Regions from separate parts of the Mus musculus genome. Here region 1 is linked to region 2. A link is a contact called in ENCODE POLR2A ChIA-PET data. All regions are on one chromosome and are shown on one strand. The core of a region is the stretch at or near the end of the contact, and the rest is flanking DNA. Distances in the headings are between cores, read along the strand shown. Region 1 holds the start of Odf2 (outer dense fiber of sperm tails 2). Region 2 holds the start of Coq4 (coenzyme Q4).

Region 1 (4,451 bases), core at 1,060-3,559, 100 kb before region 2:
TACCGTTGTGAGGGTCACCTACCGTAACAGTTACACTGGGTGCGCCACAAGGTGTTCTCAAGACTTTTTTCTGTGTGAGACTCGTTACTCCGTTCTTCCCACACGATGGAAACCTGCACCCGGGCACAAGAACCAGATTATGAGCAGAAAGCCAAGGTTCTCCTGTTTCTCAGCTCTTGGGAAATGGCACACTGCATGTGGTGGCTATTGCGTCGGCAGCTTGGAGCAGCAGTCTTGAGTCCCCTGGCTCTCTGTAGATGAGCACAAGGCGCGCATGGTGTGCTCAGCAGGAGGGTGATACCAGGTGTAGGCTGTCTGCATGGCTGGCCTTTTAAACCTGCCATCGCATCACATGTATTGTGACCTTGTGCTGAAAGCCTACCTGTCATCTCCAATCAGGTGACCCAAAAAAAAGCTGCCAAGGCACCAGTCTCAACAAGGGTTACAGTCCCCAAGCTCCTCTGGGGAAGCGTTCAGTGACAGGTTAACCTAAAACATGCAGCTCAGGAGCAAAGTCACTGGGACACCAGCTTGTAAAAGGAAGGCTCACACCCTTGCTGAAGCATACGAAGACCCCACTTCCCAACGTGGTCCACTCACTGCCCACACCAGAGCCTTGCTTGTACATATGCAGCCCAATACGACAAGTGCAAAACAGCCAATACTGTGCTCCAGACCAGCAGTCCAGCCAGAGTCCCGGCTGGGGGAGAACGGTCTGCAATGGTTAAAGCTAACCTAGCCCACTGCCTCCTCACAGTTCCCAGATAGCCTTCTGCCGACCTCACCAGCTCTTCAGGGGGAAGACTGAAACCTAAAGCAACAGCACCATGGTCTGCACTCTGCTCGGCTCACAAACAACTACTGAGCGAGCCGGACGGCCACTCGGAAGAAGACTGTTCAAAGTAGAACCTCAAGTTTTCCCCCCTTCTACTTACTTATAATATCTCTGCTCACTTTAACACTAGTTTAGAGGTGCCATGGTGGGAAACGCTTTTAAGCCACCACATGGGACGTGGAGAAAGGAGAATCGGGAATTCAAGCACAACCTTGACTACCTAGTGAGTCTGAAGCCAAGCTGAACTCAAAGCATTAAGAGTGATCTTGTTTGCTACTAGTAAGCTGTAGGCGGGGGAGGGGAGTCTTTACTCCTCCCCTTTCAAAGTCACTTTCAAGTGTTTTGGGTCCAGACTTTCAGTACCTGGGAAACTAAAAAAAAGTTTCCATTGAGCCTGGCCTGGGGAGCCCTGACCACCTTTCCCTGCCCTACTGCAAAGGCGCCCCCCACATTGGCTGTACCTGGGGGAGCCGCCTGAGGATGAGGCAGACATGGTTAAGCATCAAAGCCGCAAAGATGGGCAATTGGGTCGGCAGGCTCTGCTCAGGGGGACCCAGAGGGGCTGGCCAATGAGAATCTCAGGGGCCGGGCATCAAACGTCCTCTCTCTGAGGGGAGGAGGGTGGAAGCTTTGGGGGTGGCAGTTGGATGAAAACTTGGGAGGCGCTCCTCTACTGTCCAAGTCGCACAGCAACTGTCCTGCCAAAGTGGGGAGGGAGGGAGACAGGAGAGGCTGAGCGACCTGCGGGGTGCCGAGTGCGCCGCCAGGAGGCAGGTGGAGGGCGCGGCAGGACAGTGAGGGGCCACGTCACTGAAAGGAGGACAACGACCAGCATGCCCAGACCCCACCCGGGAAGAATAGCGGGCCGACGGCTACTAGGGTTTAAACCTGAGGGCTGCCTGGAGTGCGAAGAAGGTGAGAACTGCTAGGCCCCAAGTGGGCCCCCCAGGGGCGGGAACCCGCACAGGGAGCTGGAGGGATCTTCGGGACAGTGCCTGGGCAACTGTCTCCTAGGTGAAGGGGCGTTCCCGGCAGAATAGCTACCAGGGAGAACCAATAGATGGAAGGGGTGGAGCGGCGGCCTAGGCGGGGCGGCATGGAGAGCCAGACCGCTCCTGGATCACCCACATCCCTGGAGCTGGTCTGGAGGGTCCCCGGAGGCCTGCCCACCCCGAGCGCATGTAACTGCTGCGGCCCAGTCCGCAGAGAGCAGGGGTGGCCTCCGGGGAGGATGGGGCGCACGGCCACCCACCAGCGGGCAAGAGGGGACGGGGTTCTGCCCATAGAAGGGCGCAGCCCTGCCCGAGGACAGCAGAGGAGGGAAAGAGCGCTGCCGATGGCCCGGAGAGGACGGAGGCGGCCGGCCCGCCCGTTAGCGGGAGGAGGAAGGGCCCGCGCCCAACGAGGAGCGGGGCGGGCCGGGTTCGGACGCAGGAAGGAGCGCGCCTAGACTCGGGGACGGTGCCCGGTCGAGCCAGCCCCGGGAGCGCGGGGCTTGAACCCGCGGCACTCTACGCCCTGCCCCGCCGCGTGGCCTCTCACCAAGAGCGGCACGGCTGCGCCCAGAACCGTCTCCTTATGAAGTCGTTGAAGTCGGAGGCCAGGGTCGTGCCATGGAGACGCCGCGGCGGATGCAGTCCGGCTCCCGCGGCGGCTCCTCCCCGCTTCCGCCTCCTTTTCCGACAACCGGTCGGCAGCTCGCCCATTGGCCAGTTCAAACCCCCCCCGGAGCCTCTCGGGTTTCGCCATTTAGGCCCAGCCCCCAGCGTCACAGAGATGCCCCGCCCCACACGGGGACGCTCCGCCCACTTCTGGGTCACGAGGCCTGTCCACCGCCCCGTCGTCAGGGAGACACGCGACGCCTCCCGCGCCAGCCGGCCTGGTCTTGCCCCACCGTTCAGGCCACCGAGTCCCCTCCGCCATTTTGCCCTGGTCCTCCTGAATCCTGAACCCTAACGCGCTCCCCTCGAAACACAGGAGGAAGCTGGACGCAGAGGGCGTCTGTACAAGCGACAGGCTGGGGCTTCTGGAAAGCCATTCCTATGCCTCGGCCGCTCAGTGCAGACAACTTGTGCACACTCCACAAACTGTACCCCTCTCCCACACGCCCCAAACCGAAGGAAGAGGCCGCACTCCCCACGCCCCTGCCGCCCTCCCGCACACCGTACGCCGCTTCTATACGGACCTGCTCTGCTGAGGTTCTCTCTGCTGAGCCGCCATCTTCTCAACTATGCTTCCCTGTTAGCCAATCGTGGGGGACTGTCACGAGGCTCACGTTCCCGCCCTGGATTCTGGGAGACTTTAACAACCTCCGGGCTGGGTAGACCTCATTTCCTTGACACCTTAACTCCAACACAGTAGTTGTGCTCCCACCAGCTCCTCCCTGGAGCGTGAACTACCTTCCCACCTCCACAGCCGGCAGGGCAGTCTTACCATGTCATATTTGTTCGTCAACCCTTGACGGTTCATTTTGTGCGTGCAACCCTGGCTGGCCTGGAACTTGCTGCGTTTGAGCAGAAATCTGCCTATCTCTGCTGCTTGCTGGGGTTATAGGAGTACACCAGCAAGCCGAGCCTTTCTTCTTCTTCTTCTTCTTCTTCTCCTTCTCCTTCTCCTTCTCCTTCTCCTTCTCCTTCTCCTTCTCCTTCTCCTTCTCCTTCTCCTTCTCCTTCTCCTTCTCCTTCTTCTTCCTTCTTCTTCTTCTTCTTCTTCTTCTTCTTCTTCTTCTTCTTCTTCTTCTTCTTTCTTCTTCCTTCTTCTTTCTTCTTCCTTCTTCTTCTTCTTCTTCTTCTTCTTCTTCTTCTTCTTCTTCTTCTTCTTCTTTCTTCTTCCTTCTTCTTCTTCTTCTTCTTCTTCTTCTTCTTCTTCTTCTTCTTCTTCTTTCTTTCTTCTTCCTTCTTCTTCTCCTCTTCTTCTTCTTCTTCTTCTTCTTCTTCTTCTTCTTCTTCTTCTTTCTTTCTTCTTCCTTCTTCCTTCTTCCTTCTTTCTTTCTTCTTTCTTCTTTCTTCTTTCTTCTTTCTTCTTCTTCTTCTTTTTTTCATGCCAGTAATCTCAATGAAGGAGGGAGATGGCCATGAGTTAGTTGAAGGCCAGTCTGTATCCCTCAGTCCTACCTATCTCTACCATCCTGAGGTTCCGCAAGAGCATACAGCTGGGGACAGGAACTCCGAGTTAGAACCCTTGCCTGACCTGAGCAAAATCCTAGATTCAATTTTCAGTAACACGTGCGTGTTATAATCTCCACGAATCATTGTCTCCACTCTGTCCAGCAGTTCTCTCTAGACAATTACCAACAGAGGCTTTTCCAAACTTTTGTCTCTTCTGCATTCCATACATCAAGTTCCCTATTTCATAGAGAAAAAATCTACCAAATGAAATTCCCTTAATATCTACACACTTTCCCACCCTTAGCTGCCCTTCTGGTCTGCCTTCAGATGTATGTGTGCTTCTTGCTGCCTAAGATAAACAACCTGCTTCAAGGTGCAGCTCAAACATGTCTGTAAAGTGTCTCCTTTGTAAACACGATGGTACATAGCTATAATCTCAGAATTCTATCAGGAGGCTGAGACAAGTTGATTTGGTCAGGAGTTTGAAGCCAGCGTGGTCTACATAGCAA
Region 2 (4,832 bases), core at 1,146-3,645:
TGGGAAAAGACAGAGAATGGATTCTTTTGTTTGTTTGTTTTTGAGACAGTTTCTTTTTGTAGTACAGGCTGGCCTGGAACTCATTATGCAGACCAGGCTGGCCTCAAACTCAGAGATCTTTCTGCCTCTGCTTTCCAAGTGCTATATTAAAGGCGTGTACCACTAGGACAGTTAGGTTTCTCTGTATAGCCCTGGCTGTCCTGGAACTCACTTTGTAGACCAGGCTGTCCTCGATCTCAGAAATCCACCTGCCTCTGCCTCCCGAGTGCTGGGATTAAAGGCGTATGCCACCACACCCGGCTAGCTACTATCCTTAACATTACAAACCTATAGGAATATGGAGGCTTTCATCAACAGCAGGAACCACTTTCATAGACCATTATCAAGACAGAGTGTCTTGTTTCCACCGGCCTTGAGATTAAATGGTGATGAATGGCAGTAACTAGGCTGACACAGTGCTTGCTTAGCACACCCAAAGCCCTGAGTTTGGTTCCCAGCATCATATAAACTGGGTATGAGGGTAGCACACACCTGTAGTCCCAGCATTCAGGAGGTAGGGAGGCAGGGTGATCAGGAATTCAAAGTCATCCTTGGCTATCTATGGAGTTAGGGGACAGCCCAGTCTATAAGAGACCTTGCCTCAACAAAACAATTTTTAAAAAATGGCGCTAGAGTTGAGTGCAGGTACAGTCACCAGATCCTATATAAACCATGCCACATGTCTCTTCTTTTACTTCCTCCCATCTTTTCTTTCTTTGAGCAAAGACTGGGTATGTATGGAAAAAGAAGCTGATCTTGCCAGGCAGTGGTGGCGCATGCCTTTAATCCCAGCACTTGGGAGGCAGAGGCAGGCGGATTTCTGAGTTCGAGGTCAGCCTGGTTTACAGAATGAGTTCCAGGACAGCCAGGGCTACACAGAGAAACCCTGTCTTGAAAAAACCAAAGCCAAACAAACAAAAAGAAGCTGATCTTGAACTGTTTCAGCAAAGAAAATCCTGAAGATCATGGCCCTTACCAAGTTTACTTACTACCCAGTGAGAATGCTGTAATTTGGTGTGTACCTGGTCATTCAGCCCAGAGATTAATATGCTAGGGTGACACTCTTCCAAGAATTACAAAAAGGCAGACTTGTAGACTTCACGTTTCTTTCTTCCTCTCCTCCCTGTGCCCAGAAGACCCAAAACAGTTCTAGCTAGAATCAGGCACCTGATTATCATAAACGATCCTGGGAAATATGATAGGCGCAGCCAGGTTTGGATGCCCACAAACCAAGTCTTCACCGGTCCCAGCTTTCGAGACCGAAGAGTAAACCGTCTTACCGTGGCGATAGGGGTTGTAGAGAGCCATTCCCGCCGCGCCCGCAGCCAGCAGCATCTTTTGCAGCGGGGTGGTTGGGATGTGGTCCGGGTACAGCAGGCGGGCGCCATGGCTCCCGGCCCTGAGGGGTACATCTGCGAGCAGAAAAGAGGTAAAGGTGAGAGGAGTCCGGTCCCTCTGGTCGCCGCGGACACTGGAATCAGAGCTGCTCACCTACAGCTGGCCGCGTACGGGGCCGAAGACTGCGGTGGAGGCGCAGGGAGCGAAGCAGCAGCAGGGTCGCCATGGCAGCGGACGTCCGCGTGGTTAGGCGGGGCTCCGCAGGTACTACGGAGGCCCGAGAAGTCAAAAGACTCCTGGGACACTGCACTCACTGTGGCTTTTTGATCGGAGATGTTGTAATATGGACAGGAGCATGAGAAGGAAAGCCACAAGATCTGTTTGCCACTGAAGTAAAACAACTGCTGTGAGCCAGGCGTTATTTATAACGTAGGCCTGTCAACCCAGCATTTGAAACCTGGAGGCCGTAGGATCAGTTCGAGATCCTTCTTGGCTATTTCTTAAGTACGAAGGCAGTACTAGAGACCTTGTCTCAAAAACCAAGCCTGATGTGAATTACTCGTCACTCCAGATCTTGGAAAAGTGGAGACAGAAAAGTAATGAATTCTCGGCAACTTAGCAAGTTTGAGGGCAGCCTGGGATATATGAGAAACAAACAAACAAAAAACTCCTGAAAAGAATTCAAAAATAACATAACCGAGAATTCGGTTGCTCGATATCCGGCCCTATTTTCTTCTCCATCTCTTATTTCCCCCCCGGAGGGCAATAAGAAAAGAACCTCTTCCTGCCAAGGAAACAAGGCGGCTACCTACAGTAGGGACCACATTTGGGAAAGGACCACGCAGCACTTCCGCCCGCATCCCCGCTTCTGGATGATGTTGAACCGCTGAGTTCCAGCCATGGGTTCTTCTGGCCTAGCTCGGCTGCAGGGGCTCTTCGCTGTCTATAAACCTCCGGGGCTGAAGTGGCTGCACTTGCGTGAGACCGTGGAGTTGCAACTGCTTAAAGGTGAGAACTCCGACGCGGACCCACGGTTTTGCTTTAGTTCTTTCTGATGTGGAGTGAGGTCACGTGGTTCGTTTGCCGGGTTGTAGCTGTTTCTTGTTTGTTTGTTTTTTTTCTCTTGTACACATTTCGTTACTACCCACTCTCCGCTATTTTCCTTTAGAGAAATTCATTCTATAGTGTTGGGTTTTTTTTCGCGGTTTCTGTTACAGAGTTAGAATTTGAACTTTTTTTTTTTTTTTTTTTTTTTTTGCCTTTTGAGACAGGGTCTTTTCTAATTAATCCGACCTTGAAATCAGTGAGGCACTGAGAATTCTGACTCTCCTGACTCCACCTGCCAGATGCTGGGATCACAAGCGTGACCACCACCCCGACCCTCAAACACCAATTTTTTTCTTTGCCTTTTTTTCCTTTCTTTTATTTTCTTAAAAACTGTCATGTAGCCTCAAATTTGCTATGTAAGATGAAGATAACCTTGAACTTTTGACTGTCCTGCCTTCACTACCCAAGGTCTTAGACTACATCTGTGTAGTACCACCTCCCATTAGGGTGCTGGGGATGGAACCCGGGGCGTCTTGCGTATTGTGCAAACACTCCATGAATTGAGCTACACTTCCAACCTAGGATTTTTGTTTTGTTTGTTTGTTCTTCACTTTTTAGAGAATGGTTTCTCTGTATACCCCTGGCTGCCCTGGAAATAACTCTGTAGATCAGTCAGGCCTTGAATTCAGAGATAGGCCCGCCTCTTGCCTCCCCAGTGCTGGAATTAATGATACCTGGCTTCTGAAGGAGTCATAGTACGTTTTCTACGATACACAAATCCATCTTCTATGCTACCATCTCTCTACCCCTTCTCTTGCGGGTTGGAAAAGTACTGACTGTGTTCTTTTGTGCTTAGGTCTCAATGCCCAGCAGCCTCCTGCTCCTGATCAGCGTGTTCGCTTCTTGCTAGGCCCTGTGGAAGGCAGTGAAGAGAAGAAGTTGACTCTCAGAGCCACCAATGTACCCTCCCTCACCACCCACAGACTTGGTAAGGCAGAGTCAGACAGGACCCTGGCCGTGATGTTAGAGGAAATCCCTGGCCTGAGTTAGATTTCTAGCCCAGGGTTTGGCAAACTTCCCTAGAGAGGGAAGATTTTAAACAGCTTCTGCCTACAGCCTTGTGTTTTCCTTGGCTCTGCTCCTCTTTGCTATTGTAATGCAAAGCATCTCTAGACTGTAGGAAAGGAGAGAACCTTCTTGTATTTTAGTCAAGACTGGAGTGCAGCCACATGGTTGTGGTGCACGCCTTTAATCCCAGCTCTTGGGAGGCAGAGGCAGGCGGATTTCTGAGTTTGAGGCCAGTCTGGTCTACAAAGTGAGTTCCAGGACAGCCAGGGCTATACAGAGAAACCCTGTCTCGAAGGAAAAAAAAAAAAAAAAGGCTGGAGTACAAAACAGCTATTTTGAGAGCAGTTATAAACACCGGTGTCCAGCAGCCTTTGTCTTCTATGGGAGACTGAAAGGATCATTTAAATTTAGGAGTCCCTGGCCAACCTGGGCAACACAGTGAGACCCAGTCTCAAAACAAAGTAGACTTGATGATTTGACTTGTGAACTACACTTTGCTGACTCTTAGCTATTCTAGGACTCTCTAGGGAAGCTGAGAACTTCTGGTAGACCTGTGTTATTAATACCTGCTCTGTATTAGACATCATGTTATCTTTGTCCTCACCCCAGTTCTGTGAGGTAGGTCCCTTATTAAAAAAAAACAAAAACAAAAACGTATTATTTGTATGTATGTGTGCACACCAAGGCCTGGGTGTGAAAGTCGGAGGGCATCTTTTGGGAATCACTTCTCTCAGGCCACCATGGGTCCCAGGATCAAACTGAAGTCATCAGGCGTGGCAGCCTTTACCCACTGAGCCACCTCGCCAGCTCTTGTTTTTGTGTTTTGAGACACAGCCTCCTGTAGTCCAGGCTGGTCTTGAACTCACTGTATAGTTAAATATGACCTTGAAGTCTGGATTCTGATCCTTTTGCTTCTGCCTCCCAAGTGCTGGGGCACATTAAGCTGTAGTCAGTCTTTTAGTGGTCAAGACACTGAGTCTGGGGCCATAGGTCAGTATTGTAGACAGACAGACCTAGGTCCCACCTTAGGGAGCTCACTGATTCAGGAGGAGAATGGCCAGGTTTTCTATCAGCACACGATGTGCAGAGAAGCCCAGAATCTTGATCCCCAGTGTGATGCCTGATCTCAAAGCCTCAAATGGGGCGAATAGTGATAGGCAGAGGAAGAAGAGTCTTGCGTTGCCCTTTCTCTGGGCCCAGGGAACTAGGGAAATAGTGGTTCCAGCTTCCGAGGAAGAGAAGCCTGGAAATACAGCCTAGCATAATTTGATCCCCATGAGGCCCTTCTGTTCTTGGAATGAGGGCCTCTTGCCAAAGTTACCCTCAAGGCTCATTAGTTG

What was found. ChIA-PET counts read pairs that join two places held with the same protein, here RNA polymerase II (POLR2A).
Region 1: POLR2A ChIA-PET joins it to region 2 with 10 read pairs in embryonic stem cell. The contact joins the promoter of Odf2 here to the promoter of Coq4 in region 2. POLR2A ChIA-PET finds 5 or more read pairs at or near these places in 4 of 5 experiments (Patski and embryonic stem cell).

The regions. Positions count from the first base shown.
Region 1 is chr2:29,887,848-29,892,298 of GRCm38, reverse strand. It overlaps Odf2 (outer dense fiber of sperm tails 2), which reads right to left and starts at 2,309. Exons shown (of 21, transcript NM_001369060.1): 1 at 2,088-2,309; 2 at 1,297-1,533; 3 at 23-113. The coding sequence starts at 1,328.
Region 2 is chr2:29,785,056-29,789,887 of GRCm38, reverse strand. It overlaps Coq4 (coenzyme Q4), which reads right to left and starts at 2,395. Exons shown (of 7, transcript NM_178693.5): 1 at 1,531-2,395; 2 at 1,320-1,451. The coding sequence starts at 1,603. It overlaps Trub2 (TruB pseudouridine (psi) synthase family member 2), which reads left to right and starts at 2,217. Exons shown (of 8, transcript NM_145520.5): 1 at 2,217-2,385; 2 at 3,281-3,412. The coding sequence starts at 2,277.